Regions from separate parts of the Homo sapiens genome. Here region 2 is linked to region 1. Evidence: read pairs that join two places in POLR2A ChIA-PET (ENCODE). Cell type or tissue: OCI-LY7. All regions are shown on one strand. Each heading gives the region's core, and the rest is flanking DNA. Links, peaks and the distances in the headings are about the cores only. Region 1 overlaps THADA (THADA armadillo repeat containing). Region 2 overlaps LOC107985876.

Region 1 (15,363 bases), core at 4,282-9,281:
GCGTCCAGTCGGTGGCGGCTCCAGCCCGACTGCACGTGGAGTCGCGGTGGGGGTGGGGGTGGCCACGCGGGCGGCCGCCGCGGCAGTCTTGCCGGTGGAGCCCGGGCTCGTTTCTCCGCCCCCTCCCCGCCCAGGCTCAGTAAACAGGGCTTGAGCGCCGGGGCCTGCCGGGCAGGGCTGAGTGTCTGAGGACAAGGCGCTGGCTTTGCTAATCACATCACAAGACCTTGAGCCAGGGCCAAAGGCGCGGAGTGGCGCGGGACGTCCCGGGCGGGGGAGCTGACTCTGAGGACAGGAGGAAAGGCCGGGAGAGCCGTGCGGGCTTGAAGGCGACTTAGCGCCACCTTTCCGTCTGCTGGTCGGGCCGGCCTTCCCCAGCCCTCTGGGGCTGGGGGTGCAGCTGCCTGCCGAGGCTCCCCGCCCGGCACAGCCTGGGCCTGTTGCGTCCTCCCAGCCTCTTCCCTCCCCGGCAGTGGGGGCGCCGCGCCCAGCCTTTGCTCGATGAGGGCTGCAGGATCCGGCTGAGACCAACCCGCGGCGCAGGTGGGGCTGCACAGACGCTGATGGTGGGCGCGCCACCCTCTGTTTTCCCTCACTCGCCAGCCCCGCACCCCAACAGCTTGCGCTGGAAAATGCGCTTTGCCAGCGGGCGCCCCGCCTTCGTCCGGGTACGGAGGGGACACTCCCATCTAGCGCCCAGTGAGGCTAAAGCCGCTGACAGCCCCACTAGGAACGATCTGGAGTCTGGTCTAGGGCACTTCTCCCTCCGCGTTCATACAGGTTGCCACAAAAAGCTTGGGCCTGAAGCTCGAAGGCCCCGGACCCGCTGGGGAAAGAACTAGGCCTGCCACTCAGGGATTCGAGTCCCTGGAGTGTATCCTGCATTTCCCACTACTGTACTCCCCTCATGGCCCAGGGAGCCAGAGTCCAGGGTAAGGATCAGGAATGCTGGGCTGGAGTTCAGGTCCTGCCCCAGAGAAATCATGTGGTCTTAGGCAAATCACATCATCTCTTTGGTACTTGGGTTTCCTTGTTAAACGAAGATAATATTCTTGCTTTATTCATCTCTCACCTTTGGCAAGGTGCAAATGATATCTGTGAAGGTGTTTAAAAGACAAGCAAGAACTAAACCATCTTTATGTATTAAACCAAATTGACAAAAGCGTAAGGGTGGAGAAAGCCTGGCTTCTGAACTGTGGCCAGATGGACAGAGAGCCACAGAATCATGAGTGCAGAGCTGTGGGGGCACCCAAGTCCTGGACCCTAGGACTCACAGCCAAGAGCAGGTGACCTCAGAGGGACCAGTTTCACTTTTAGCACCTACCCTACACTGACCCCTTGACATACCTGGGCAACTGTGGTCTGGTTTGTTCTTTGGTGAGATGACCCCAAACATCTCACCAAACTGTGAAACAGCCACTTCCCTAGGCACTCCTATTAGGTTAGTAACAAGATTTCAGATACAGAACCAGTGGAAACATCTGTTTGAAACAACGTCCAAATCTGGGGTGAGTCCCAGTCAACAGCTGTGAGAACACCCACTTTGCAGATTAGGATTCTGGAGATAACATGTGGACATGTTACGGGACATGCTTGTGTACAGAGTACCTGCTAGTATAAAATGTCTAATGTAGCTGCTTTTATTTCATTTTAAATGGAGAAAAAAAGAAGTGCTGGCCATTTCCAATGAGCTGGGCTTTGTTGGGCCAGTTTCATTATTATTTTTCTGTGGTTATCACCACATTTATTTTACCAAGTCCCTCACTTCTCACCAGCTAGGTCTTAGAACAAAAAGTGTTAGGTTGGCAGCTTTCCATCAGGTGTGGGCTACACAGTTTCCTAACTAGGTAATTAATTCAGGATCACAAAAACCACATTTGGGGCCGAGTGGTTGCAAAACCACCCAGGGAATTTCCTGTTCTCTTTAGGACAAAACTTTGGACACTGAGTTAACTTCTTTCCTGCCTCTTCCTACAAAGCCCCTTTCCTATACTTCCAGTATGGCTGCTTTTTTGTTCTTAAATTCCTTTCTTTTAGTGATGGGGTCTTGCTGTGTTACTCAGGCTGGAGTGCAGTGGCCTTTCACAGGCATGAACTCCTGGGCGATCCTCCCACCTCAGCCTCCTGAGTAGCTGGGATTACAAGTGTGCACCATCATGCCTGGCTTACAGCTGCATTTTTAGTGTTAGATGGTTTTCTCTCGAAGAGCGATGAATTACATTTGAAATATGAGCTTTTCTGCAGTAGGAAATGATTGTAAACTCACTCTCCTCTAACCCGCCCCTTCAGACTCTGTGAAACATCAATGAAATTACTCTAAGTGATCATTTACCTGAGTACTTTTTTTTTTTTACAGACCCTAAAATCTGGAGCAAATTTACATACTATGAAATGTTTTTTTCAGATCAGTAGGATGAAAAATGAATGCGGATGAAGCTACTACCCTTCCAAAGCTATGATTCTCAAGATAACTATTAGTGGGTAACACTTATTCTGAAATTATAAATGAAAAATGGTGAGCCAGTGAAAAACTGGACCAGCAGCAAAACGTTTGCAAGAGCGCCACCTGCTGGATGTGTGAGGAAGAGGGCTGGGCTGGGCTTGAAAAGGAAGAAAATCATTAAGGTTTCTAGATTAAAATCACTGCAAAGGATGTGAGAGAGAGAGAGAGAGAGTGAGAGTGTGTGTGTGTGTGTGTGTTTGAGTGTTTGAGACGAGTCTCACTCTGTCGCCCAGGCTGGAGTGCAGTGGTGCGATCTCGGCTCACTGCAACCTCCGCTTCCCGGGTTCAAGCAATTCTCTGCCTCAGCCTCCCGAGTGGCTGGGATTACAGGCGCCCACCACCACGCCCAGCTAATTTTTTTTGCATTTTTTGTAGAGACGGGGGTTTCACCATCTTGACCAGGCTGGTCTTGAACTCCTGACCTTGTGATCCACCCGCCTCAGCCTCCCAACATGCTGGGATTACAGGTGTGAAACACCGCGCCCAGCTGATAAATGTGTTTAATGGCATTTTAAGTGAGACACTTGTTACTGCCACCAAGCGATAGGTAAACAATGTAGGCACAGAATAAGTCATTTTCTCTGACTCTCCTTTCCCCAGGTTCCTCCTCACAGCTAAGAGGACGGATATACTTTCACTGGGTGGCAAAATCAGGTTTCCTAGCATTAGCATACTTTTTGGGGGGTAGGGGAAATGCTCAATGGCTCTTTGAATAATTAGGATGGAATGTGTAGGTCACTGCAGGACTTAACACATGCAGACAATAAAAATAAATTATTTGTGCAAAGTTGATCCTGAATTCTCCCAGGATCCAACATTTGGAACATATTTCTGCTTTGCTAAAATGGAACAAAATTCACAAATCTGACCAAATGGGCTGTTTGCCAACTAATCCAGCCCCTACATAAAGCCAGAAAAGGGGAGAGGGGAGGGATCATGTGTATGTGCTAAAATCCAACTCTCTGTAGTCATTTCACAGAGAATGCAGGGCGGCTATGGCAGGGCATTAGAGGCCCTGGGGGATGAAAAAGGCTCATTCAGGCCTGCAGGTGGCCTGCACCTGGGGACAGAGTAAATCTGCAACGGAGTCGCCTCACTTCCTACAGTAGCAGCAATAAAATAGGCTGCCCTGAATGAGTGAACTGAAGAAAAGTTTCTCTGTAAGGAGTGACAGACGACTGGACTCACAGAAGTAGGGGAGGCATGAATGGGATAAAATTTTTGAATTTATGTTCAACATGTTTCCTGCAGATTTAGTGGAGGAAAAATCCACACATACCCCCATCCCAATCCCCCAGATTTTCTTCAACATGCCGCTTCTGTTCTTGGAAGAGTTAACTGCCTCGATTCTGCATAAGAGTCCCAAACACTGAGAACTAGGGTGTCTTCCCCTTCCTTTCCTTCCAAAAAGGCCAGCAGCCTCAAGCAAGCCAAAGTCCTTTCCTCTTGAATGCGTAGTCTTGTGAACTCCACTGTCTTCACAAACTCAGCAGCTGGTGGAAGCTCTCTGAAGAACTGAGACAGGAGGTGGCACTGCTCTGACACCATCCTTTGAAGGTGACAGAGCATCTCAGGGCTTGGGGGACGCCAGCCGGACTTTGAGAGGAGACAGAAGAGGTGCTTGCAGAGGTATTTCACAAAGATCAGGGTCTCGGCCCAAAAGTTGACTTCTGCTTTTTCAAACAGGTAGTCTTCTTCCACCTAAATCAGATGAAAAAGCCGAAAGTCAGTCTTACAGGGAATGGTGACAAGCCCCAGTCCAGACCAAGCAGTACCCTGCCAGATGCAAGAGGGGTTTCCCTTCCCCCACCTGACAGAGGGTGCACTCTTGCCTGTCAACATCCATGTACACACACCACTTGCAGCCTTGAAGGTCACCTTCTATTTTCACTCACTGTATTTCTCCACCAGAGAGGAATTTTTTCCCCAGACTTAACATGACCTTGGATAAAGATGTGTTTGTGGTTCAAAGTCAAGATACTTTGGGGGATGGATGCTGAAAAGGGGACTTCAACAAGGGAGTGGGCTCTAGAGTTTAAGGTGCAGCTGGAAATTGGAGAGGAGGGAGGAAAGGTCATCTCTGCAGCAGGCCAGAGAGGAAGGAATCTCCAAACACAGGACACTAGGCTGTGTCCTGTTTCTATAACACTGTGATTCTCAAGGTCCTTTTGTCAGACACTTACCATGTCTCCAAATTTCTCATAAAGAGGGACAATGCGTTTTGAACCCTTGGCCTGCTGGGGATGCCAAGAAGGCCAGCTGAGTCAGATGCTGGTGGCGATCAATTTCAGTTCTCAGGATGCTTTTGCTGCTTGTCTTTGTCCTCAGTTTCCCTATCTGTGACTGCACCCACCCTGGAGGGGGCTAATAATAGTTTTCTTCAAGCAGGAAGTTCCCAGCAAAGATCCTAATTCTCTGAAAATGCTTCACCCTCAGACCTAACTTTGGGAAGCCCCAGGCTAACTCCAATACTGACTAACAAGCAGTCTCCATAATAAAACTCTCCGCATCCAGGGGCTTCTTTTTTTCTTTTCTTTTCTTTTCTTTTTTTTTTGAGATGGAGTCTTGCTCTGTTGCCCAGGCTGGAGTGCAGTGGTGCAATCTCGGCTCACTGCAACCTCCGCCTCCCAGGTTCACGCCATTCTCCTGCCTCAGCCTCCCGAGTAGCTGGGACTACAGGCACCCACCACCATGCCCGGCTAATTTTTTGTATTTTTAGTAGAGACGGGGTTTCACCGTGTTAGCCAGGATGGTCTCGATCTCCTGACCTCATGATCCGCCTGCCTTGGCCTCCCAAAGTGCTGGGATTACAAGCATGAGCCGCTGTGCCCGGCCAGGGGCTTCTTTCCGAGTTCTCTCCCCTGGCTAAGCTGGAGGCTGACCATCAGCACCCCAGAAGTCAGCCTAAGAGTGTCCCCGTGTCCTCGGCAGCACCCAGTGGGTGACTTTCCTAGTGGTTCCTGCTCTGTGTCTAAGCATGCAAAAGCCCAGCTGAGGCTGTAGGTGCTGCATCTAGCGGGTTTAGGACACTCCAACCCTGCCTCCTACTCCCCTGACACCCCGGGATCACCTGATGCATGCTCTCCACACAGGCCACGAGGTCATCACTCTCTCCCAACAGCCATCCCAGCAGGATGGGCAGTCCAGGGGCCAACTGGTCCCACTGCTGGAGCAGATCACACAGGACGGCCAGGGCCAGGGCCAGAGCGATGGAGGCATCCACCTGGCAGAAGGCAAACTCTGCAAAGACAGGAGAAAGGTGAGCAATGAATATACTGCTCAGGGCCGACCCCAGGGCAGCCTGCAGGACCCTGGGAACAATAAAGGCCTCAGGTAAAATCGCTGCCACCAGCCTGGCAGGGAAGCTGGTAGGGTGGGCTCACTGGAGACGATTAATCACCTTCTGAATCCTGCTATTTATACTGTTAGAATGAGTCATAGGCCTGAACCCACTGTTTCCATGCCCCCTAACTCAGTGTGGACAGAAGCAGTTCCATCTGCAGGATTAGAGAGTTATCTCCCCTCTGCTCCTCCAGTGTCACCAGAAGGATCAGGAAGGCTTCCCTGTCCAGTGTCTCCTCTGCACATCTGCCTGGATTTGACTGGTTTGCCCTTTCCTTGGAAAGCAGATCTCTTGGGCACAAGACACATCCTAGAGCAGGGCATCGGCAAGCTTTTCCTTAAAGGGCCAGAGAGTCAATATTTTAGACTTTGCAAGCCTATACCTCCTCACCTCGGCTGAAAGCAGCCATGGACAATCTGTAAACAAATGGTTGTGGCTGTGTTCCAATAAAACTTTATTTATGGACACTGAAATTTGAATTTAATGTGTCACAAAATATTATTTTTTCCCAACCAATTAAAAATGTAAAAACCATTGATAGCTCATGGGCTGTAAAAAGCAGGTGGTAGGCTGCATTTGGCTCCTATTTTGCTGCCCTCTGTCTCGGAGTTTTTTGTTTTTGGACCCTTGTTTTCCTGGGTGCTTGGAGGAAGGGCACTGAAAGAATAGAAGGGTGCAGAAAGAGGAAGCAGGGGGCCTTGGGGAAACCATTGCTTATTTCAACATTTGGCCTTAGACAATCCTAAATATGGGTTTGGAGGGAGGCTCAGGGGTGTTGTCACTTCCCCTAACAACTCTGCCCCTCCCATCCCAAACCTGGAGGGTGTCTGAAACACGGGACTGAAAGCCCACTGCACAATGGACCTCTGTAGGCCCATCTTGCACCAACTGACATTGAAAGGCCTGTCTTTCAATGATGCATTTCTATTGAGCCCTGATCACTCCCAAATCCACATCTCTAACTTGAGCACACAGACTTACCCTGACCATCTGGCCCCCGAAAGACTTACTCGGCACACAGGCAGACGACCGAGAATCTGCAACAGCAGGCTTAGTTCCCGTGGGTGTTGAACCAGGCTTACTGGGATGGCCCCACTGAGGGCCTAGTGAGTGCCAGGCCCTGATCAAATGCTGTCTCCCCAGTCCTTCTAGCATCCTATGGGTTGGGTATTATGTAACCCACTTGCACACATCAAGAAATTACAGTTGGCAACAAGTTTCATGGTGCATGCAAAGCGCAGATTTGGAGACCCAGCATCAACAATCCAGAGGTTTTGATGGTGGGGTCAGCAGGGGTAGTGACCCTGCAGTAGGGCCAGGACTATTCAGAGGTCACACAGCAGCACCTAGTTGCATGTAAGCAGGTGAAAGTACTGATCTCACCATCTTGAGAGCTCCAGATAAGTCCCCCAGGACACTTGCCCTTTAGTGTCCCCGTTCCCCATGCTGCTTGCTCTGCAGCCTAGAACCCAGATTTAAACCAGGAAACAGAAAAGGGGAGGGGGTGAAGGTGCATTTTGGCTGTGGGTCTGAGCCATGTGTTGACTGGGCCTCTACCTACAATACAATCTCCATTTTTACCTCTACCTAACTCCTTTCTGCAGTTCTCAATTGGCTGAGAATCTGTATAGAGAAGGGATAATTAAGTGGCCTTTTTCTTTCTTTTTTCCCTTCAACTTTTATTGATTGATTGAGACAGAGTCTGTTGCCCAGGCTGGAGTACAGTGGCGTGATCTTGGCTCACTGCAACCTCCGCCTCCTGGGTTCAAGCAATTCTCCTGCCTTAGCCCCCAAGTAGCTGGGACTATAGGCATGTGCCACCACACCCAGATAATTTTGTTTTTGCCCAGCTAATTTTTGTATTTTTTGTAGAGACTGGGTTTCACCATGTTGGCCCGGCTGGTCTCAAACTCCTGACCTCAAGTGATCTACCCACCTCAGCCTTCCAAAGTGCTGGGATTACAGGTATGAGCCGCTGCACCCAGTGGGTTTATCACTCTTTTTTTTTTTCTCAGACTGAGTCTTGCTGTATTGCCCAGGCTTGTGTGCAGTGGCGTGATCTCAGCTCACTGCAACCTCCACCTCCCGGGTTCAAGCGATTCTCCTGCCTCGGCCTCCTGAGTAACTGGGATTACAGGCTCCTGCCACCATGGCTGGCTAATTTTTGTATTTTTAGTAGAGATGGGGTTTCACCATGTTGGCCAGGCTAGTCTTGAACTCCTGACCTCAAGTGATTCACCCGCCTCAGCCTTCCAATGCGCTGGGATTACAGGCATGAACCACTGTGCCCAGCTTATCACTTTTTTGTTGTTGTTGTTTTGTCTTGAGACAGAGTTTCGCTCTTGTTGCCCAGGCTGGAGTGCAGTGGCACCATCTCGGCTCACCGCGACCTCCGCTTCCCAGGTTTAAGAGATTCTCCTGCCTCAGCCTCCCAAGTAGCTGGGATTACAGGCATGCGCCACCACACCCGGCTAATTTTGTATTTTTAGTAGAGACGGGGTTTCTCCATGTTAGTCAGGCTGATCTCGAACTCCTGACCTCAAGTGATCTGCCCCCTCGGCTTCCCAAAGTGCTGGGATTACACCCATGAGCCACTGTACCTGGCCTCCCACCACTTTTTTTATGGTCTCCTTAAGGCAAGGACTGAAAGCCCAACAGGGAAGAAAAAAATTTCATCATCCATCAGCAAAATCAGTATCTGCAGCTCAAGTGACATTCCTGTTGAGTCCATAAAGAACCTATGGGGGTGACCAGAGATGCCACCAAGGAAGGCTAGGCTGCTGCACTAGCCCCACCTGACAGGACAGGTAGCCTCTATCCTGCACCATTTTTTTTTTTTGAGACAGAGTCTCGCTCTGTCGCCCAGGCTGGAGTGCAGTGGCGGGATCTCGGCTCACTGCAAGCTCCGTCTCCCGGGTTCATGCCATTCTCCTGCCTCAGCCTCCCGAGTAGCTGGGATTACAGGCACCCGCCACCACGCCCGGCTAAATTTTTTTTGAATTTTTAATAGAGACGGGGTTTCACCGTGTTAGCCATGATGGTCTCGATCTCCTGACCTTGTGATCCACCTGCCTCGGCCTCCCAAAGTGCTGGGATTACAGGCGTGAGCCACCACGCCTGGCCCATCTTGCACCATTTTGCCATGAATCATGGTTAGGAAGGGGCAGGAGAGTGGCGGGATGACAGGCAAAAGGGAAGAGCTGGTGTGATGTGGCCAGAAGTGGGTCTAGATAGAACTCTTAACTACCCAGACTCCAAGCCTGCAAGGCAAGGACAGAAGAGGAAGGAATGCTGAGATGTTTTGGGGATGCGGGGGGAAGGATGAGTTGGATTTAGATCTCCTGCTTGAGGGACCAGCTGCAACCTGCCAAATTCGGTCTCTTACTACCTTGCCCTGGACTAAGACAGCTCAGCCAGAACTGCCTAGATCTCTACTGGCCAAATGCCTTATGAAGGGAGGCTGGAGTAGGGAGAGGAATTTGTCACTTAAGCATGCAGGCCAGCTAGGCTCTTACAGGCTGGCCAGTCCATCAAGGAAACAAGAAAGCAAGCAGCCAAGCAACAAGTGTGTTTTAAGAATCTGCTGAGAGGCTGGGCTCAGTGGCTCACACCTGTAATCCCCTAATTTTGGGAGGCTAAGGTGGAAGGATCACTTGAGACAAGACCGTGTTGCTACAAAAAATAAAGAATCTGCTGTGTATCCAAAACAATCTTGAAAAAGAAAACAAAATTGGAGGACTCACACTTCCTGATTTCAAAACTTACTACAAAGCTATAGGAATAAAGACAGCGTGGGCCGGGCACGGTGGCTCACGCCTGTAATCCCAGCACTTTGGAAGGCCGAGGCGGGTGGATCATGAGGTCAGGATATCGAGACCATCCTGGCTAACATAGTGAAACCCCGTCTCTACTAAAAATACAAAAAAAAAAAAAAAAATTAGCCAGGCATGGTGGTGGGCGCCTGTAGTCCCAGCTACTCGGGAGGCTGAGGCAGGAGAATGGCGTGAACCCGGGAGGCGGAGCTTGCAGTGAGCCGAGATCGCGCCACTGCACACCAGCCTGGGTGATGGAGCAAGACTCTGTCTCAAAAAAAAAAAAAAAAAAACCAGGGAATAAAGACAGCGTGGTACTGGCATAAGGATAGACATATAGATCAACAGAACAGCAAGGGCAGATTACACAAATCAACAGACTGAGAGTCCAGAAACACACCCTCACATTTATGGTCAAATGATTTTTGACAAGGGTACCAAAATAATGGGGAAAAAACGGTCTTTTCAACCAGTAATCCTGGGACAACTGGATACACACCTGCGAAAGAATGACGTTGGACCCCTACCTCACACAATATACAAAAATTAAAATGTACCGAACACCTAAATGTAAGAGCAAAAACTAGAAAACTCATTTGATTTTTTTTTTTTTTTTTTCTGAGATGGAGTCTGTCTGTCACCCAGGCTGGAGTGCAGTGGCGCAATCTCAGCTCACTGCAACCTCTGCTGCCCAGGTTCAAGCAATTCTCCTGCCTCAGCCTCCCTGAGTAGCTGGGATTACAGGTGCCTGCCGCTGTGCCTGGCTAAACTTTTTATATTTTTAGTAGAGACGGGGTTTCACCATCTTGGCCAGGCTGGTCTTGAACTCCTGACCTCGTGATCCACCCGCCTCGGCCTCCCAAAGTGCTGGGATTACAGGCGTGAGCCACCACGCCCGGCCTTGAGCCACCACGCTTGGCCTTAGAAAACTCACAGAAGAAAACATAGAAGTAAATCTGTATGACCTTGAATTAGGCAACTACTTCTTAGATATGACATCAAAAACACAAGCAACACTAGAGAAACTGGGCTTTGTCAGACTGGGTGCTGTGGCTCATGCCTGTAATCCCAGCACTTTGGGAGGCTGAGGTGGGTGGATCACCTGAGGTCAGGAGTTCGAGACCAGCCTGACCCAATAGGGTGAAACCCTGTCTCTACTAAAAATACAAAAATTAGCCAGGCGTGGTGGTGGACACCTGTAGTCCCAGCTACTTGGGAGGCTGAGGCAGGAGAGTTGCTTGAACCCAGGAGGTGGAGGTTGCAGTGAGCCAAGATCGTGCCACTGCACTCCAGCCTGGATGACAGAGCAAGATTCCATCTCAAAAAAAAAAAAAAAAAAAAAAAAAAAAAAAAAAGGAAGGAAAGAAGGAAGGGAGGGAGGAAGGAAAGAAGGGAGAGAAGGAAGACTGGGCTTTGTCAAAATGGAAAACTTTTGTGCTTCAAAGTAACATCAAAAAGAAAGTGAAAGGATAATTCACAGAAAGGGAGAAAATATGAACAAATCCTGTCTCTGACAAGGGACTGTATCTAAACTACATAAAGAACTCTTAATACTCTTAATAAACACATGAAAAGATGCTTAGCATCATTAATCATCAGGAAAATGCAAATCAAAACCCCAGTCACATTCCACTTCACACCCACTGGGATGACTATAATAAAAAAAAGTTAAGTTTTGGCAAAGATGTGGAGAAATTGGAACCCTCATACATTTTTAGTGGGAGTGTAAAATGGTGTAGCCACTTTGGAAAACAGTCTTGCAGTTCTCCTCAAAAGATTAAACCTATGACCCAAAAACTGCACTCCTAGGAGTGTATCTAAGAGAGAGAAAAAAGACACATCCACACAAAAACTTGTACATAAATGTTCATAGCAGCCTTGTTCATAAGAGCCAAGATGTGGAAATAACCCAAATGTCCATCAGCTAATAAATGGATAAATAAAATGCTGTTATAAATTCATACAATGGAATAGTAATCAGCCACAAAAGGGAATGAAGAAGCAGGAGGTCTAGGTGGGAAGGTAAGACAAACACCCAGGCAACAGCAGGGACATCAGGTGCTCAGTGGAGTGGTTCACATGCCAAGAGCTGTGGGAGCTGGGGGTTGGTGGGAGGAAGACGTCAATGTGGGGAATAAATGATCTCCGAGGCTCTTCCTCCCACCGGCTACACTGCTAGGGCAAGAAGAAATATGCCCTAGAATCTTCCTGGAGTGCTTCAAATGGGTGGGGTTAGCTGGTACACATTCATGTCTGTGGTAGGCCTACACAAGTGGGATTAACATGTGGTCATTTGGAATCATGTTGGAAATGTGATGGATCAGCATTTAGAATTGGTTAATCTGGTGCCTTCCATCCTTGTGAAGGGATAACTCACTGGGACTGCAGAGGAGGGAAGCAAACCAGAGCCTTCAGGGCTGCTGCAGTATAGCCTTCATCTTGCTACTGCCCCAGCCACATCAGGGCTCCCCATCCAAGGCAGATGCCTAGCTATCAGAAACCCTGTTATGTGCTGATACTCCCTGGTGCTTCTTCTCTGCCTCCACGATGAGCGCCTCCACCCCCATCCCCCGCCCCCCAACAGGGCTGGAGGTGAAGACCCAGGCCTCACACAGTGTGTTGCCTCCACTACAAATCTCAGCCTCTGATTCCCCCCACTAGGGGAAGTGATTATTAATTTCTAGGCAGGTAGACAGGTAAGTCACAGACTTTGAGGTTGCTTTCAACTACTGAATGAAAGAAAGATGTCAAAGTGGATGTCTTCCAGGTGCCAACCTTGAAAACTATTTCAGACCACGGATTAAAAAGCCCATGGTCTGATTTTAAAGTATTATGGGGGAGATGACTTCTAGACTAAGGCCATTGGTCAAGTCTGCCTTCTAGTCCTTCTCAAGAGAGGGCAATCAGCATAGTAAATGCTGTGCAAATGGCAATGGGTTGAATTCTCCCTGCCCCTAGCTCTGGAGAATCCTCCTTCAGGCATCTGAAAAATCCCTCAGCTTTAGGGGACTGGCCAAGGTGTTGGGTGGCCCTGCCATCCAACCAACTCACCACCCATCCACCCACTCACCCATTCACCCATCAATCTGATATTTTATCTACCCACAAGTATTTATTGATCACCTGTGTGTGGAGGACGCTGTGTGAAACATGAGGAAAACCACCCAGAAAACCACTCTAAGAGAGAGAAGAGTTGCCAGAGGCAAGCTGACCCACACGAAGTGTGACGAAACAGTCGAAGACGGTGTGTGACACAGACAAATTATATCATGAGTAGGGGTAATCAAAAGACAGAAAGGAAAAACAAATGTGGAAGGAGGAGGTGGCTTCACAGACAGGCTAAGCAGGGTGGGTGAGAGGACACACACAACCGAGAGGCAGTGAGGAGCCCAAGCTTGGGCCGCAGGGAGACAAGCTGCCCACTAAAGGGAGGACTGGAGGCGAGGCCAGGCAGGCTGGGGTGGCCTGGGCAGCAAAGGCAGCGTCTGACGGAGTGAGTGTTACTGCACTTTCTTTTTTTCTGAGCAAAAATACATTCAGGTTTCATGAGGCCGTTTCCAGATAACCTCATTATTTCTAGTCTTCTCCATGGTCGTCTTCACTTCCCCTTAGCAGGGGAAGAGCCTGAACTTTAAATTAGTCATGAAAAACAAGCTCGGTTCAGCTGACTCTGCCAGTCAACATTTCCTGGGGCTGCCAGAAGCCTCTCAGTCCCCTACCTCCCCTTACCCTCTACTCCGAGACTAGCCAGGGCTCTCCACCCACCAGGGCCATCAGAGCCCAGGCTCAGAGCTGGGATTCCAGGTGGGGCACTCTGTGAGTACATTCATGGCCATGCTATCAAATGCCATCATTTCAACCTTTACCACCAATTAAAAGCTCCCAGCTGACCCCTACTGGAGACAAATGGCCCAGAGGAAGGTCAGTGTCCTAAGGAATGGAAGGGGATCATCTCCCCAGCTGCAAAGAACCCAGTAGGAAGTCTGGGTCGGGGAACATAGGTGTTTGTGGTTAACAGTCTCTGTCCTTTATCTGAAAATTTAAAAAATTTCATCAAAGAAGAACCAAATGTGCTGGCCAGAGCTCTCAAGGGCAGCCCTAGTCCCAGCATGCACTGGGCCAAGTGCCAGGGCCGGGTGCAGCACCAGGACTATGGCCCACCCTCTCTCTGCCCTCGTCCCTGTCTGTGCCCTTGTCCACAGCCATCCCTTCCCCCAAATCCCTACCTGGCCATGATATTAAGTCTGGGGGGAATTCAGACTTCACCGGGCCCAGGTGGACCCCTCTTCCTTTTTTTTATGTTTATTTTTTTGAGACAGGGTCTCACTCTGTCGCCCAGGCTAGGGCAAAGTGGCACAATCACAGCTCACTGCAGCGACCTCCCAGGCTCAAGTGGTCCTCCCACCTCAGCCTCCCTGGTGGCTGAGACTACAGGCACAAACTACCATGTCCCCCCTAATTTTTGTATTTTTTGTAGAGACGGGTTTTGCCACGTGGCCCAGGTTGGTCTTAAACTCCTGGGCTCAAGTGATCCACACACCTAGGCCTCCCAAGGTGCTAGGATTACTGGTGTGAGCCACTTTGCCTGGCATCCTTTTTGTTTTAAGTCTTAGAGCCTACTATTTAAAAGAAAGTATATGCGGAGGCAGAATCCAAACACACACAACTTGGGTTCTAAGCTGAGTTGTGTCAGCTAAACTGTACTAAACAGTCCCTTTGCACCCCTGTCTGGACTTACCAGCAGTGTCTGGACAGGGGTGCAAAGGGACTATTTAGTACAGCTCACATGGATTTAAAAAAAAATCAGGGCAATTCTCATAAAGATCCAAATTTCTAGCATCTTTTGAAAATTAGGAAAATCAGACTGTGGTGTCTCTAGGCCTGCATTAGAAGACGGCAGCAGCTGCTGGAGCAGAGCGGTGGCCACGCCTACAGAAGGCGGATGCTTCCAGCCTGGGACCGCCCTACTGCCTCCCATCGCGCGCCTTTCACGTGCGTGCTCACTTGAGTGGTCTCTGTGGACATGTGAGTTGGTGACCCCTGTGAAATGGTACTGAAGAAGGCAGCTGGCCCCAGGCCCTCCCCTTACTTTTACAGGAGAGAACACTGAGTCCCTCAACCAAACCTCATCTCAGTGGTCTCCCCACACTGCTATCTGGGCCTTCCCCCTCCCTCCAACTCTCTTGGCTTTGATTCACTCACCATTCCCTGCTCTGGGGTCCCTTCTTCCTCCTTTTCACTTAGCCTGCCGGCCTGTCCCTCAGGACGCAACGCAGATCCTGTGGTGTTTCTCAGCCCACTGGGGACTTTTTCTCCACTGTATCTGCACAGTGCTCAAGGTGTTCACAGATGCTGAGGGGGGCACTTCATGGCTGAACCCTGTGTCTTTCCTTTCCCAGGACTGTCTATAAAACCAACACTGGGTACTGCCCAGATACCACCCGCTTAGCACTTGACTGTGGTCTTATACTATGCAATTTACTTGTGACTTGCATTTTCCCATTGGGGAAAAATCCAAGATTGCAAGAATAAGGTCTAGGTAGATAGAATTATTGTTGCCATTTTATACTCAAGGTGACTGACATTTAGATAAACAACTTGTTCAAGATCATACAGGATACAGGTTGCAAGTGGTAGGGCCAGATACAAATCCAGGCTTATCTGACTCCAGCACTCCAGCACCTATATTCTTTTTTCTTTTTTTT
Region 2 (15,363 bases), core at 3,399-8,398, 140 kb before region 1:
TCGTGTGATTCGATTAGGCCCCTACCAACTCATCTTTCTTTTCTTGGACTCAGAGTCAACTGATTTCTATCCTTAATGATGTCTTTGAAATCCCTTTGCCATATAATTTCACATGATCATGGGCTTGATGTCTTATCATGTTCAGGGGTTCGGATGGAAATATTGGGGGCCATATTTAGAATTCTGCCTACACGGGAAGCAAAAGTGCTTTGTCACCTCTAAAGTGCCAGACTTAGGCTCTCATTAGAGCCTAATGAGGGTCTAACCCTTAGGGAGGGTTTCCTTCCCTCTGCCCCAGGAGCGCAAAGGAAAGGGTGACACTGGATTAGGGGTGGCTGCCTGTGGCCCCTGCCCCTTCCCCTCCTCCTCCTCCTCCTCCTCTTGAGCCTACCTCTGGGCTTTTCATGACTTGGAGAGGGAGCCCTGTCTCAGGACCCCAGGACTTAATCTGTCCGTCACCTTCCCCTTCCAGATCTTCAGCCACTCCACACCCCCTGCAAGTTCCTTCCTGGGCTCTGCCCTTCCTTCATACTCTCTGGGTACCACTCCTTCCCGGGATCTACGACGGCGGTCTACACTCGCCTGCTCCCATCTCTGTCCACTGGAGCCTGGCGCCTACCAGCCCCCACTGCCTGAATCTGTTCTCCCTCCCTTATCCCAGTGGACACCTTCCAGGCCATCTCTGCCAGGCCTTCCTGTGATGGCAACCATAGAGTCTGTCTTGTACCTGCGGTATTATTCCCAACACCCACCCGGGTGCCAGGAGCATAGCAGACACTCTAGCAAACATTCGTCATTGTTTGTCTGCATCCACGTATCTATGTGGTCCACGTGCTAATGTGCTCCCCTGCCTGCCCCAAACCTGAGGATACGTCTCCTGCTGCCGCCTCAGCAAGTGACACCCATGTCACCCTCTCCCTCAGCCCGAGGGCAGTGACCACAGTGAGAGGAAGCATGAGTGTGGGTCCATCAGGATAAAAGGCCAGCACTGAGTCTGTTTCACGCCCCCTGCCCCCACCCCACCACACACGTGCACACACCACAGGCTCTGCGTTCTCCTTGGCCTAACGCTGGGGAGGGCAAGAGCCACCACCCACCAGCTTTCTACCCTTCACTATACCTGGGCCTCAACTCAGCTGGCCTCTCTAGGAGTTACTTGTGCTGGCCTTAATCTTTTTTCTTTTTTTTTTTTTTGAATCGGAATCTTGCTCTGTCGGGAATACAGTGGTGCAATCTCGGCTCACTGCAACCTCCTCCTCCCAGGTTCAAGTGATTCTCCTGCCTCAGCCTCTCAAGCAGCTGAGATTACAGGCACCCACCAACACATCCAGCTAATTTTTGTATTTTTAGTAGAGACGGGGTTTCACCTTGTCGGCCAGTCTGATCTCGAACTCCTGACCTCAGGTGATCTGCCCGCCTCAGTCTCCCAAAGTGCTGGGATTACAGGCGTGACCCACCACGCCTGGCCAATCTTTTTTCATTCCGTCCCTGCATTTAGGCCTATGTTCTCTTCCCCCAGAGACCCACCCACTTCCTCTTGGGGAGTCCAGCCGAGGACAGTGTGGCTTGAAGAACATTCTAATCCCAGCCCGAGAGCTCTGAGAGAAAAAATGACTACAAACCCTGGAATGTGAAGCCTGCTGCTTCCTGCAAAGCATTTTGAATGAAACACGTAACCAACAGCTGCAGCACAGAGAATGGAAACTCTGAGGAACGTCATGGCTCCAGGTTCCAAATAGCAGGGTTGTGAGCAGGACAGGCTCTTCATTTCAGCCCAACCTGGACACCCTCAGCAGCACCCCTCCCTGCTCTCCTTCCAGGAAGCGGGCCCGTCATGCCAAGGATGTGCCGCTGTTGCTCGCTTATTCCAAACACCCCCGGCCCCCAACACAGCCAGACATCCCCGTGTATAGGGGTGAGGCCCCCTTCCCACTCACCAGCCCCCAGAGACATTGAGGACACCCAAGCCCAGCCACTCTGCCCTCTCAGGAGCAGGTTAATGCATCCCTCAACATGACTCCCATCCTGGAACTCAGCCCCAGGCCAGGCTGGGCAGTGCCAGCCAATTCATGCAATGCAGGAAGATATCATTGCCAAAGCTGCTCTAGGGCAGACTTGGGGTGAGGGGGCAGGACAGAGAGCCCATGAGGAGCAAGAGGCCCTAGAATTGGAGAATTCCTGAAGATCACTCCTGCATGAAGGGGAGACATGCGAACATTTTTTCAACTTCTTTAGGGAGATATAACACACTCAGTAAAACACACTCGTCTTAATGGCGTGGCTTGATGAACTTTTACATACAAACACACCTGGATGAAATGTAGAACACTGCAAATACCCCAGAAGATTCCCTGGATCCCCTTCCCAGTCAACATTCGTCCCCCTCAGAGGTGACCGTGATTTGGAACTTCTCTCACCATCAATTAATTTTGCCTCTTTTTGAACCTCATTGAAATGGAATCACCAACAGCATGTGCTTTCATGACCAGCTTACCTAGTTCATCCTGTCTATGAGATTCATCCACGATGCAGACACACTAATGACCCCATGGCACCTCCCACACTCCAGGTGCTGTACCAAGGATGTCATGGTTACTTGTTTACACTAAGGCCTTGACATTGAACCCATTTTCCAGATAAGGAAGTTGGTTGAATCAGCAGTTCATTGCCACACAGTCAGGACTTGGAGAGACTGGAATTCAAACCCAAGAGAGAACCAGAACAGATTCTCTCTTCTATTTTCTCTTAACAAACTTACAGAGACCTGCCTCCATTATACCTAGAGATCTACAGCCTGGAATTTCCTCACAAGGGAGACCTGTTTCAGGGTTTTGTGCTCTTGGGAACCCAACAGGAGCACCCATTTTACTTTAGTCCCCTATTCCTTGGGGGACATGGGCAAGGCAGAAGAGGAGGGGTGAGCAGCAGGTGAGGAGGGGTGAGCAGCAGGTAAGGAGGGCGTCTCAGGAGGCCCAGACCCAGGCAGAAAAGGTTTCACAGGAAGAGAATGAAGAGGTTCATTCATTTAGTCAGCCAATATTTATTGAATGCCTGCTGTATGGCAGGCGCTGTCCTAGGCACTTACTTTTTGGTTATCTACCTGTATGTATCAAACCACTCTAAAATGCAGTGGCTTAAAATGGACAACAAACATTTATTATCTCTTATAACTTTATAAGTTGGCTGAGCAGTTCTTCCACTGATCTCACCAAGGGACTTTTATGCTGCTGCAGCCAGATGGCAGCTGGAACTGAAGTCATCTGGGAGCTAGACTGGGCTGGCTGAGTCAAGATGGTGGCCTCACATGTCAGGTACCCTGGAAAGAACCTGGAGGGCTGGGCTAGGCTGGGACTGGTGCATTGATGGGATTCCTTCTCTCCTGCTGTCCTGTATGGGCTCCTCCTTCTCCATGTGGCCCTTCCACATCTCCTCTTCATGCGCATTTCTCCAAGAGGGTATCCAGACTTCTTACATCACAGCTAAGGGCTCCCAGAAGTAATAAAGTGGAAGTCACCAAGCCTTATTAAAGTTTAGGACTGGCAATGGCTTGGCACCACTTTGGACATATTTTGCTGCTTAAGGTGAATTACAAGCCTGGACCAGATTCAGCACGGGAAGGAACTCTAGAAGGGAATGAATATCATCCAGGGCCATCTTTGGAGAGTAGCGACCACCCCCCCAAAAAGAAAATCATTGTCTTTTTTCATTTATTCAACAAACATTCACTGTCAGGCACATAGTTCCTTCTTAAATAGAGTACACTTAAAGTAAACACCACTTTTGTTTGACTCACTATCATTCAAGATACCAGCCACTGAGAAGCTCTGTAAAGGGTAAATAGCATTCATTGAGAGTTTACTGCATACCAGACCCTGAGCTCAGTGCTTTACAAAGTCTAACTCATTTACTCCTTACTTGTTTTCCCTCCTTTGAAGTAGGTATTATTGTTTGTCCTGTTTTCTAGATCACTTAGAAAAGAGGTTATGTATTGCTGAATAACAAACCACCTCCAAACTTAGTGGTTTAAAACAACAATAATCATTTATTATCATTCATGGTTTCTTTGGATCAGCTGGGAAGTTCTGGCTTGGGGTCTCATGAAGCTGTAGTCAGACTGTGACTGAGGATAGGATCAGTTTCAAGGCTTCTTCACTCACAGGTCTGGTGCCTGGGCTGGGAGGACACAAACAAGCGGAGGCTGCGAAAGCCAGGGTCTTTCAGGCATCTCTCTATCTGTGTGGTTTCTCCACATGAGCTCTCCAACATGGCAGCCCCAAAATAGCTGGACTTTTTTTTTTTGAGACGGAGTTTTGCTCTTGTTGCCCAGGCTGGAACGCAATGACACGATCTTGGCTCACTGCAACCTCTGCCTCCCAGATTCAAGCAATTCTTCTGCCTCAACCTCCCGAGTAGCTGGGATTACAGGCGCCCACCACCATGGCTGGCTAATTTTTTTTTGTATTTTTAGTAGAGATGGGGTTTCTCCGTGTTGGCCAGGCTGGTGTCAAACTCCTGACCTCAGGTGACCCGCCCACCTTGTCCTCCCAAAGTGCTGAAATTACAGGCATGAGCCACCGCGCCCGGCTATAGCTGGAGTTTTTTACATGGCCACTCAGCAATCCAAAGGCATATATCCAGAGAGACAGAAGCTGCGTCACTTTTCCTGATCCAGAACTTGGAAGCCATGCAGTGTCACTTCTACCTCATTCTATTTGTTAAGGCAGTTAAAAAGGCCTGCCCAGGTACAGCAGGAGGGAGAAACAGTTCCATTTCTTGATAGGAAATGGGTCAACAATCTGAGCCATATTTAAAACCACCATAGTCTATCCTCTGGACATAAATTATTTACATTCCTTTCACATACAAAATATACTCATTCCTTTGCAAAGATCCCCCAAAATCTCATCTATTATGGCATCAGATTTAGGCTAGAGAGGTCTAGGATCCCATTATATCAACCATTCAGGTATGGAGGAAGTTCCTCAGATGTAATTCCTCAGGCACATTTCCTTAAGTACTATTCCTCTTTATTCAGAGACTTGTGAACTAAAGAGACAAGTTATCTGCTACTGGACCGCATGCAGTGGCTCACACCTGTAATCCCAGCACTTTGGGAGGCCAAGGCAGTTGGATCACCTGAGGTCAGGAGTTCAAGACCAGCCTAGCCAACATGGTGAAACTCTCTCTCTACTAAAAATACAAAAATTAATTGGGCATGGTGGCAGGCACCTATAATCCCAGCTACTCAGCAGGCTGAGACAGAAGAATCGCTTGAACCCAGGAGGCGGAGGTTGCAGCAAGCCAAGATCACACCATTGCACTCCAGCCTGGGCAACAAGAGTGAAACACTGTGTCAAAAAAAAAAAAAAAAAAAAAGTTATCTGCTGCTTACACACTGAACATCCAATGATGAGATAGGCATAGTGTAGCCACTATAAACACTCTTATTCAAGAGAGGGGAGAGGAGGCACAGAGCCATGACTGGTCCATAGCAATTCTGAAATCCATTCAGGCTCATATTGTGTTGCCAATTTCTTGATTAGGGCTCAGTTCTACTGCCTGGGAATGATTCTTTGTGGCTTTTGGCTCTGTTCTCTAGATTCTTGGTTCCACCTTCTGAATCATCCTTCTTTCTCTATAAAAAATGGCTGGTGATATGGTTTGGCTATGTCCCACCCAAATCTCATCTTGAATTTCCACGTGTTGTGGGAGGGACCTGGTGGGAGGTAATTGAATCATGGGGGCAAGTCTTTCCCGTGCTGTTCTTGTGATAGTGAATAAGACTCACGAGATCTGATGGTTTTAAAAAAAGAAGCACAAGCTCATCTTCTCTTTGCCTGCCACCATCCACGTAAAATGTGACTTGCTCCTCGTTGCCTTCTGCCATGATTGTGAGGCTTCCCCAGCCATGTGGAACTGTAAGTCCAATTAAACTTCTTTCTTTTGTAAATTGCCCAGTCTCAGGTATGTCTTTATCAGCAGTGTGAAAACAGACCAATACACCTGGTGTTTCCAACTGAGTAGTTTTCAGCTTGTTTCCTTCCCATAGAATTTTGGGGGTCCAAAAGCCTTTTTTCATTTCACACTATTCTGACCCTTTTTGCCCAAGCTGGTGGTGCTTCTGACAAAATAATTCTATTAAAAACTGTGTGGGTTTCCCATGAATCCTATTGGGGCTCACTCTGTTAGTCAAAAGCTATAACCAAACATTTCATCAAGAAAACATTCTCTACATTCTCAATGTGAGGCTGGTGTAAAACGATTTACTTAAGATACTTAGAAGCCCTGTTGTTTAATGAAGAGGATCTGTGAGGCACACTCTTTTTCATTTTATTTTTAATTTGTTTTTATTTTAATATGAAGTGCTTCATGAATTTGCATGTCATCCTTGCACAGGGGCCATGCTAATCTTTTCTGTATTGTTCCAATTTTAGTATACGTGCTGCTGAAGCGAGCACTGAGGCACACTCTTGAAATACTTAGAGGGCCTTTGTCTATTCAAAATATTTTATGAAGCCTTAGATATTTCTGAGATTTTAACAAAGGTTCTTATAGTCCCACTCTGGGTTTTATCTTTGTCCTGAAGCCCTTTCATACTTTGAGAATCTTTTGCCATCTGGGAGGCTGAGAATGAAAAGCAGATTTATTTTCAAATCCAGCAAGCCCCTGGCTCTTGTATATGTTTTATAAATTTTGCTTGAAAGTTAAAGCTTCCTTTTAACTCATCTTTCTCTGTCTTTATCATATACAGCTAAAATAATCCAACTAGCATTTTCTAATCCAACTAGCATTTTCAACAGTCTGCTTAAAAATTGTTTTAGCCCAAACCATTAGTTCATTAGGCATATTTTCTTTTTCATTTTTCTTTTTTTTCTTTTTTTTTTTGAGACAGAGTCTTACTCTGTCACCCAGGCTGGAGGGCAGTGGCACAGTCTCAGCTCACTGCAACCTCTGCCCTCTGGGCTCAAGCGATTCTGCAGCTTCGGCCTCCCGAGTAGCTGGGATTACAAGCATGAGCCACCAAGCCCAGCTAATTTTTGTATTTTTAGTAGGGACAGGATTTCTCCGTGTTGGCCAGGCTGGTCTCGAACTCCTGACCTCATGTGATCTGCCCACCTCGGCCTCCCAAAGTGCTGGGGTTAGAGGTGTGAGCCACCGTGCCCAGCCTTCATTAGGCACATTTTCTATTGCTCACATAGCTTCAAGTGACAATGTTACTAACTTTCTTCCACCACGTAATAAGGGTTTGTCCCCTTTCCTCCTGCTTCTAATAAAAATTTCTCACTTTCCTTTAAGCCCTCACCAGCAACTTCCTTGAGAACTATCAGACTTCCATCAACAATATCCTCAAAGTCCTTACAATCTCTACCCATCTCCCAGTCCTAAAGCCACATGACTTAGGTTCTGTGATGGCAGCATTCCGTTTCTAGGTTATAGAAAAGTCTGCATCAGCTATCTATTGCATGATAAGAAACCATCCCCAAACAGTGGTCTTAAGACAACAACAATCATTTATTTTGTTCCTGAAATTTGAGGGTTGACAGAGACTAAGCTAGGCAGTTCTCACTCAGGGTGTCTCATGAGTTTGCAGTCAATTGGTGGCTGGGGCTGAGGTCAGCTCAAATGCTGGGGTCTAGACTAGGAGGTTCACACTGCTTGGGGCTGGATGGCTGGAACTCCTCAGGAATCTCTCACTTTAAATGCAGTCCCTCTACAAGGCAGCCTCAGGGTAGCTGAGTTTCTTTCACAGCAGCTGAAGCCTCCCGACATGAGTGTCCCTAAAGGAATCATCAGAAGCTGCAGGGTCTTTTCTAACCTAGCCTTGGAAATCACACAGTGTCACTTTTGCCACATTCTATTTGTCTAGGCACTCCCACATTTCCACCCAGGTTCAAAGGGAGGGGACATAGGCTCCACTTCTTGATGGAAAGAGAGTCAAAGGATTGTGTACACGTTTTAAAACACACAAATGTTTAAGTAATATGTCCAAGGCCAAATAGCTGGAAAGTGACAGAGTTGAGGTTTGAACCCAGGCATTCTGATTCTAGACTCACATTCTCAACTGCTAGTCTACACTGCCTCCTGTAAGTTGTAGACACAAATGGTCTACATGATGCAGAAGTTGGGGAGACAGGGGTTCCCTGGCTTGGGAAAGTTACTGTCTTGCTTTTCTGTACTCACCTTCCTTTCAGAAAGGTAGTAGGACTCATATTACCTTCTTCTGGGGTGGAGTGGCTTCCTGACTGTAAAATGAATGAACAAATCAGAGCTGGAGCAGCCTCCTCTCAAGGAATTATCTCTTCCTTGAGATCATTTTCTTCCCATGGCCATCAGTGCCTTGACTGGTTTCCATGTCACTCTCATTGTGGCCTTCAGACACCTCCTTGTCATCTGTTCCTGTGATCTTGCTCTTAACTTCTCACCACTAGTTTTTTAGTTTTTTTCACAGGGGGATGGAAGAGTACCCTTTGGCATTTCTTTCTTTCTTTCTTTTTTTTCTTTTTTTTTTGAAATGGAGTCTTGCTCTGTCACCCAGGCTGGAGTGCAGTGGTGCAATCTTGGCTCACAGCAACCTCCGCCTCCTGGGCTCAAGTGATTCTCCTGCCTCAGCCTCCCGAGTAGCTGGGACTGCAGGCGCGCACCACCATGTCCAGCTAATTCTTTGTATTTTAGTAGAGATGGGGTTTCACCACATTACCCAGGCTGGTCTTGAACTCCTGAGCTCAGGCAATCTGCCCACATTGGCCTCCCAAAGTGCTAGGATTACAGGCGTGAGCCACCACCCCTGGCCTATCCTTTGACATTTCAAGAATGTCTGCCAGCCTGTTTGGAGGAAGGCATCCTTTCAAGCCTGAAGATCATTCATCAGAAGATGAGGCTTCTGTGGACTTTATCAGGCCAGAGAGTTTTTCTACATTTCCTTTAAGTCTTGACTTTGAGCAGGTTTGACTTTTAACATCTTTGTCATGAGCCTTAAAGTCCAGAATAGGACTTGCATGATAGTCCATGTCCCGTGAATCTTGTCTGGAATAGCCCTTCATATTCTGAACAATGCCTAGCTGCAGAAGACAGATCATCCCAAAAGCACATGGTGGACAGGTGTAAGGCCGCCATAAATGGGGATGTCATCTGTGCAATGCACAAAAGGGCTGGGCCAAGGAAGTGAGCAGAGTATGGCCTGAAACCCAGCCCGTGCTCCACTGGCCAAACCTTCCACCCTCGTTAGAGGCTGTGTCCGCCTGAAGGAAAGAACAGCTTTTTCTTGCTTGTCCACCCAGAGTCAGGCATCTTTTTCTAACTCAATAAAGATACCATATGTATTAACAGCAGCACCAGGGGAAGGTGAGAAGACAAAAATATAGTAACCTACTCCATAGGACAAGTAATAGAAATCAACCCTGACAAATCACAATAATATGACAAAATTCACAATAATGAATAAAACATTACAACTACAGTCAAATCCCTGCCCCAAGCCCTTCTCTCTCCCACTCACACAGATATGAGTGCCATCCTAAAGTCGGTGGCATCATTTCTAAGAGTGATTTTGGTTTTGACCTTTTGTTTGGCCCTAAATTTCAAGAAAAGGTTGAACAATTGAGCCTCAGGAAAGGATGTAAGCATCTGGAGTCAATGCATCTCCTCACCAGAACATTCCCATTAAAGCAACCACATTCCCACAGCTCCCTGTCTCTGCCCCAGTTCAGAATTCCAGAATCTTGAGACAGATAATCTGATTGGCCCAGCTTTGACCCTCTATACCAATCAGCTATGGCTAGGGCCAACAGGAGTCATAGAATATAGCATCTATACCATAGACAACTGCTCAGCCCCCTTGCCATGCGTGTCAGGTTGGTGCCCAGAGAAAAAGCCCTAATTGTGAGACTTCCAGCCCTCCAAGAATTCCTAGAGCAGTGCAGTACGATTGTCTAGGATTTGTGATCTTCCCAAAAAGTCCTGGGAAGTTGATCTGACCCAACAAGTGAGAACAAAATGCTCCTATAGCTCTTTAGCCATTTCATTTCACCCTACAGACAGCAGGCAGTGACATTTTCCATTTTCCACATTTTTCCAAAGATCTTATTTATTAATGCTTTTAGCATCAATAAAAAGTCAAATTCTTCATATTCTTCTCCTTATTAAGACTGTGTCATCGGGTATGGTGGCTCATGCCTGTAATCCCAGCACTTTGGGAGGCTGAGGTGGGTGGATCACTTGAGGTCAGGAGTTCAAGACCACTTGGCCACATGATGAAACTCCGTCTCTACTAAAACTACAAAAATTAGCCGGGCATGGTGGTGCATGCCTGTAATCCCAGCTACTCGGGAGGCTGAGGCAAGAGAATTCCTTGAACCCAGGAGGCAGAGGTTGCAGTAAGCCGAGATTGAGCCGAATGCACTCCAGCCTGGGTGACAGAGTGAGACTCCGTCTCAAAAAAAAAAAAAAAAAAAAGAAAAAGACTGTGTCACAGAAGACTAGAGCATTCAGCTCTGTAAAACTGTTCAGAGGCCAACCTAGCAACAGAAATGAATTCTACTTTGGGAGGCCAAGGCAGGAGGATTACATGAGGCCAGGAGTTCAAGACAGTCTGGGCAACATAGCAAAACCCTGTCACTACAAAAATAATTTAAAATTTAGCCAGGGCCAGGCACAGTGGCTCACATCTGTAATCCCACTTAGGGAGAACAAGAAGGGAGGATCACTTGAGTCCAGAAGTTTGAGATCAGCCTGGGCAACATAGCAAGACCCCATCTCTATTCAATAATTTAAAAAAAAAAAAAATTAGCCAAGCGTGGTGGCATACAAGACTGTAGTCCCACCAACTTGGGAGGCTAAGGCAGAAGGATTGCTTGAGTGATCCCTGTCTCAAAACAAAAAAAAAAAAAAGAAAGAAAGAAATGAATTTTGACAAAAGCCACAAAATTAGTTTGTAGTGTCTTGATTGGCAACCTCTTAAAATATTTTTTAAAATTATGATATACAGTCATGAACCACATAATGATGTTTCAGTCAACAAAGCATTGCATATACAACAGTACTCTCATAAGACTACGATACCACATTTCTACTGTACCTTTTCTATGTTTAGATACACAAATACTTGCCATCGTATTACACTTGTCTTCATTATTCAGTACAGTAACATGGAGTATGGGTTTGCAGCCTTCAAGCAATAGGCTAGACCATATAGTCTAAGTTATATAGTCAGCTATTCCATCCTAAGTTTGTGTAAGTACACTCGATAATGTTCACACAATAACAAAACTGCTTAACAACGTATCTCTAAGAACTTATTCCCCATCATTAACTCATGCATGACTGTATTTAAAATGTACACAAAATGGTTTAACAGAAACCCTCATAGCCTCTCCCCAGATTCAACAGATATTAACATTTTGTTTCAGATTATCTTATCTTTTTTAAAGGAATAAAACATTACAGCTACAGTCAAATCCCTGCCCCAAACCCTTCTCTCTCCCACTCACACAGATATGAGTGCCATCCTAAAGTCAGTGGCATCATTTCTAAGAGAGATTTTGGTTTTGAGCTTTTGTTTGGCTCTCAGGTGCAAAAGTTTGAGTTCATCATTCTCCTCGACGGCACGCTGTCATCACCGTTCTGTACAGAGGCCCTCTCTTGTTTTATTTATTTATTCCTTTAATCCTCATTCACCAGCCCAGTCCCCCATCCATAAATGAGGCAACCACATTAGTGTGTTTGACATCACATCTTTGTCTGTGTCTCTACAAAACATACGTTGCTGACTGGGTGCGGTGGCTCACGCCTGTAATCCCAGCACTTTCGGAGGCCGAGGCACGTGGATCACCTGAGGTCAGGAGTTTGAGACCAGCCTGGGCAACATGGTGAAACCCCGTCTCTACTAAAAAGACAAAAATTAGCCGGCCATGGTGGTGGGCTCCTATAATCCCAGCTACTCTAGAAGCTGAGGCAGGACAGTCGCTTGAACCCTAGAGGTGGACGTTGCAGTGAGCCGAGATCGTGCCATTGCACTCCAGCCTGAGTGACAAGAGCGAAACTTTGTCTCCAAAAAAAAAAAAGTGGCCTTTCTCTGTGCATGTATTTTTAGTTTATATGAATGATGTGCTGCAGATTTCATTCTGTTTCTTGCCTTCTTCAGGCAGCACTGTTTTAAGGTTCATCCACATTGTTGGGTGTACATCTAGTTGGTTCTGCATTCGTCTCATTGTGTTATACTTATCCCATTCTTATTCCATTCCCTAGGTGAAGTGGGAGAGAGAGGGGCAAACTGAGGAGATGATGGGCCTGTCCTTGAGACTCCATCCTAGGAGAGAGATACTAATACCCCCTTTCTAACCACATGTGTACATGTGTGCAGGCACATGTACACACACACACACACGTATCCCTTCAGCTGGGGACCCGGGAAGGTTGGGGTGGGAGAAAGAAATAGGGAGTTCAGTCAGAGGAGGATCTATCCTGGAGCTCTGGTACTGTTAAATCTAAGTCTTTGCCTCCTCCAGGAAGCCTGCCTTGACCACCCTGTTCCATGCAGGTCTCTCCCTCTTCTGGGGATGGCAAATGTCATTTAATCATACACTAGTCTAGTCTAGTCTTTCTGTTACTATCTCCCTGATCAGACTGAAATCCCATTAAAGGGAAAGATCATCTCTTGTTCTTTTTGTCTCTCTTGCTCAAGGCCTGTCCCAGAGGAAGTGAGAGCAGGGAGTGGGAAGTTGGATTTCGCTTTATTCGGTTCTACTTCCTCTGTTTTAGGAACATGCCATCTTTCAGCAAACAATTATGTGCCAGGTTTGTAGAAGTCTGGAGAGGAAACACATGCACTGTGCCAGCTCTCGGGGGCCCTTCTCATGGGAGTTGTGAACATCCAAACACGAAGCTGGAGGACAAAGTGTAGGGTACACAGATCTGAGCATGTACCTGGGGCGCAAAGGAGGAACCACCAGCTCAGTGCACAGGGAGGCCAGGGAGGGCTTCTAGCAGAGGTCACAACCAAGCTGAACCTGAAAGAGAAGAGTTAAGCTTAGAGCTGGGCTTGGAGCAAGGGGAATATGAATTAACATGGGGAGGATGCAAGAAATCTTGTGTGCGTTCCAGTCATTATGGCTGTGTAACAAATTATCATAATATTGGCATAAAACACCCCTTAATTATGTTTGGTATCCAGTCAGGGTCAGGAATCCGGACAGGGCACAGCAGGAGGAGCTTGTCTCTGCTCTCTGTTGACTGGGGCCTCCACTGGAAACACTGAAGGCTGGAGTTTGGAATCATCTAAAGGCTCATTCACTCACAAATCTAGTGGTTGAGCCTGGTTGCAGGTTGGAGGCCTCAGATCTCCTCCACATGGGTCTCTCCATGTGGGCTAGTTTGGGCATTTCCATAGCACAGTGTTTAAATTCCTACAGCACACATCCCAAAGAAGAGAGAGCGAGCTAGGTGGAAGTTCTAGCTTTTATATGACTTAGCATCAAAAATCATCCCTTTTGCCATAGTCTGTTGGTCAGACCGGTCTCAAGCCCCTATCCCAATTTGATGAGAGGAAACAGAGACCCCCTTCCTCTCAGTGGGAGGAGTGTCAGTCACACTGCAAGAGCCTTTGGGTTGGGAGATATATTGTGGTGCAGTCATCTTTGGAAAACACAATCCCCACTGCCTGTGTTGATGGGGATGGGAGGGGGTAGGGGAACAACAATAGACCAGTGTCTACTATTGCTGGAGCACCACGTGCAAGGTGAAGGCAGGCGGAAACAAGGCAACTGGGATAGGTCAGGCCAGGTTCTGGAGGGTCTTAAAAAGCACATGTAGAGGTTGGGTGCGGTGACTCATGCCTGTAATCCCAGCACTTTGGGAGGCTGAGGCAGGCTGATCACAAGGTCAGGAGTTCCAGACCAGCCTGGCCAACATGGCGAAACCCCGTCTCTACTAAAAACACAAAAAATTAGCTGAGTGTGGTGGTGCGCGCCTGTAATCCTAGCTACTCAGGAGGCTGAGGTAGGAGAATTGCTTTAACCTGAGAGGCGGAGGTTGCAGTGAGCTGAGATCGCACCATTGCACTCCAGCCTGGGCGACAGGGTGAGACTCCATCTCAAAAAAAAAAAAAGCACATGTAGGACAATGCTTACAGGCAAAGGAAGACTTTGGAAGCCCCAGGACTCCTGCTTACTTATTCCCATCCACCCAGCATCTCCTGTGTGTTGGATCAGAAAATATGCAAAGCCCCCCATGAGTACCTGAAGCAGAGGAACTCTCAGGGTTTAGGCTTTCACATAGGCTGGCTCTTCAAATGTATGGTAAGATGGTGGAGAGCAGTAAAGCCAGGTCTGTGTCCTGGGAGTTAGAGTCAAGAGTAGCTAGCCAGCAGCTTCCTACCCCTGTTCCTATGTTCGCATACACACCATATGTACCTGGCCAAGCCCAGTCTCTCAACCTGAGTCCCATGGATGCTGCTGCTTGGGTGGCAGGTGGGGACTCTTCAGAAGTGCCCTGCCAGGTCCACTTTGAATGGTCCTAGGCAGAGCACGATCCATGCTTCATACACACAGGCTCAGGAGGTGTGGGCCAAAGGGGTAGCATGATACCAAGAAGAGAGCTTTAGCTTGGGATGGGAGTCCTGTGTCCTGATCCTGCCTCTGCTCAACCAGCTGTGGGCCTCAGGGAGGACATTTCCTCTGCTGGACCTTGCAGGCAAATGCAAGGATTGGACTAGACAGGAGTTTTCTCCAAGTGTACTCCTTGGAACTCATGCATTAAAATCACCCACCCAGAAAACTACAGCGAGATACCACCTCACACTCACTAGAATGCTAAAATCACAAAGACTGACAATATCAAGTGCTGACGAAAAGGTAGAACAACTGGAACCCTCATATATTGCTGGTGTGGATACAAAATCATATAGCCACTTTAGAATCTAGTAAAGCCAAATACCTTCTCTATGACCCAGCAATTCCACTCCTAGACATTTACCCAAAAGACAAAAACACGTGTTCACAAAAAAAAGTCTCGTACAAAATGATCATAGCAGCTTTATTTATAACAGCCAAAAATTAGAAACAGTCCAGGTGTCTGTCCATCAACAGGTGAATGGATCAAAAAAAACTGTTTAATCAAAAGAAAGAAACTAAACTATTAATACACACAACAGGAATAGATTTCAAAAACATGATTCCAAATGAGAACAGTCAGAAACAAAACAAATGTATACTGTATGGCTCCATTTATTATGGAGTCCAAAAACTGATGAAACTTTAGGAATAGTGCTAGAAATCAGAGCAGTAGTTACCTGGGGGGATGAGCAGTGGGGTGGAGAAACTGGAAAGAGGACCCATGGTACTTTCTGGAGTGATGGAATTGTTCTATATC

Evidence for each region. ChIA-PET counts read pairs that join two places held together with the same protein. Peaks named below come from ENCODE experiments on the same cell type or tissue, not always from the same donor. Only the 100,000 strongest peaks of a DNase experiment are listed, where the experiment ranks them.
Region 2: POLR2A ChIA-PET joins it to region 1 with 9 read pairs; 20 of 35 experiments call an interaction of 5 or more read pairs at or near these places.

What each region holds. Positions count from the first base shown.
Region 1 is chr2:43,227,140-43,242,502 of GRCh38, forward strand. It overlaps THADA (THADA armadillo repeat containing), which reads right to left. Exons shown (of 38, transcript NM_022065.5): 37 at 5,574-5,743; 38 at 3,712-4,204. The coding sequence ends at 3,809. It overlaps LINC01126 (long intergenic non-protein coding RNA 1126), which reads left to right and starts at 72. Exons shown (of 1, transcript NR_027251.1): 1 at 72-1,716. RefSeq lists an enhancer at 1-78 and a silencer at 1-130. In OCI-LY7, for the core only: no CTCF peak of the experiment used is centred there; a DNase peak (open chromatin) is centred at 6,562; H3K4me3 peaks cover 603 bases; H3K27ac peaks cover 2,506 bases.
Region 2 is chr2:43,085,037-43,100,399 of GRCh38, forward strand. It overlaps LOC107985876, which reads right to left. Exons shown (of 3, transcript XM_047446566.1): 2 at 12,922-13,004. It overlaps LINC02580 (long intergenic non-protein coding RNA 2580), which reads right to left. Exons shown (of 2, transcript NR_151714.1): 2 at 12,710-13,004. It also overlaps the pseudogene RNU6-242P. Among named protein-coding and RNA genes, the nearest start is that of LINC02580, 9.7 kb to the right of the region's middle. RefSeq lists enhancers at 1,455-1,994, 1,995-2,533. In OCI-LY7, for the core only: no CTCF peak of the experiment used is centred there; no DNase peak of the experiment used is centred there.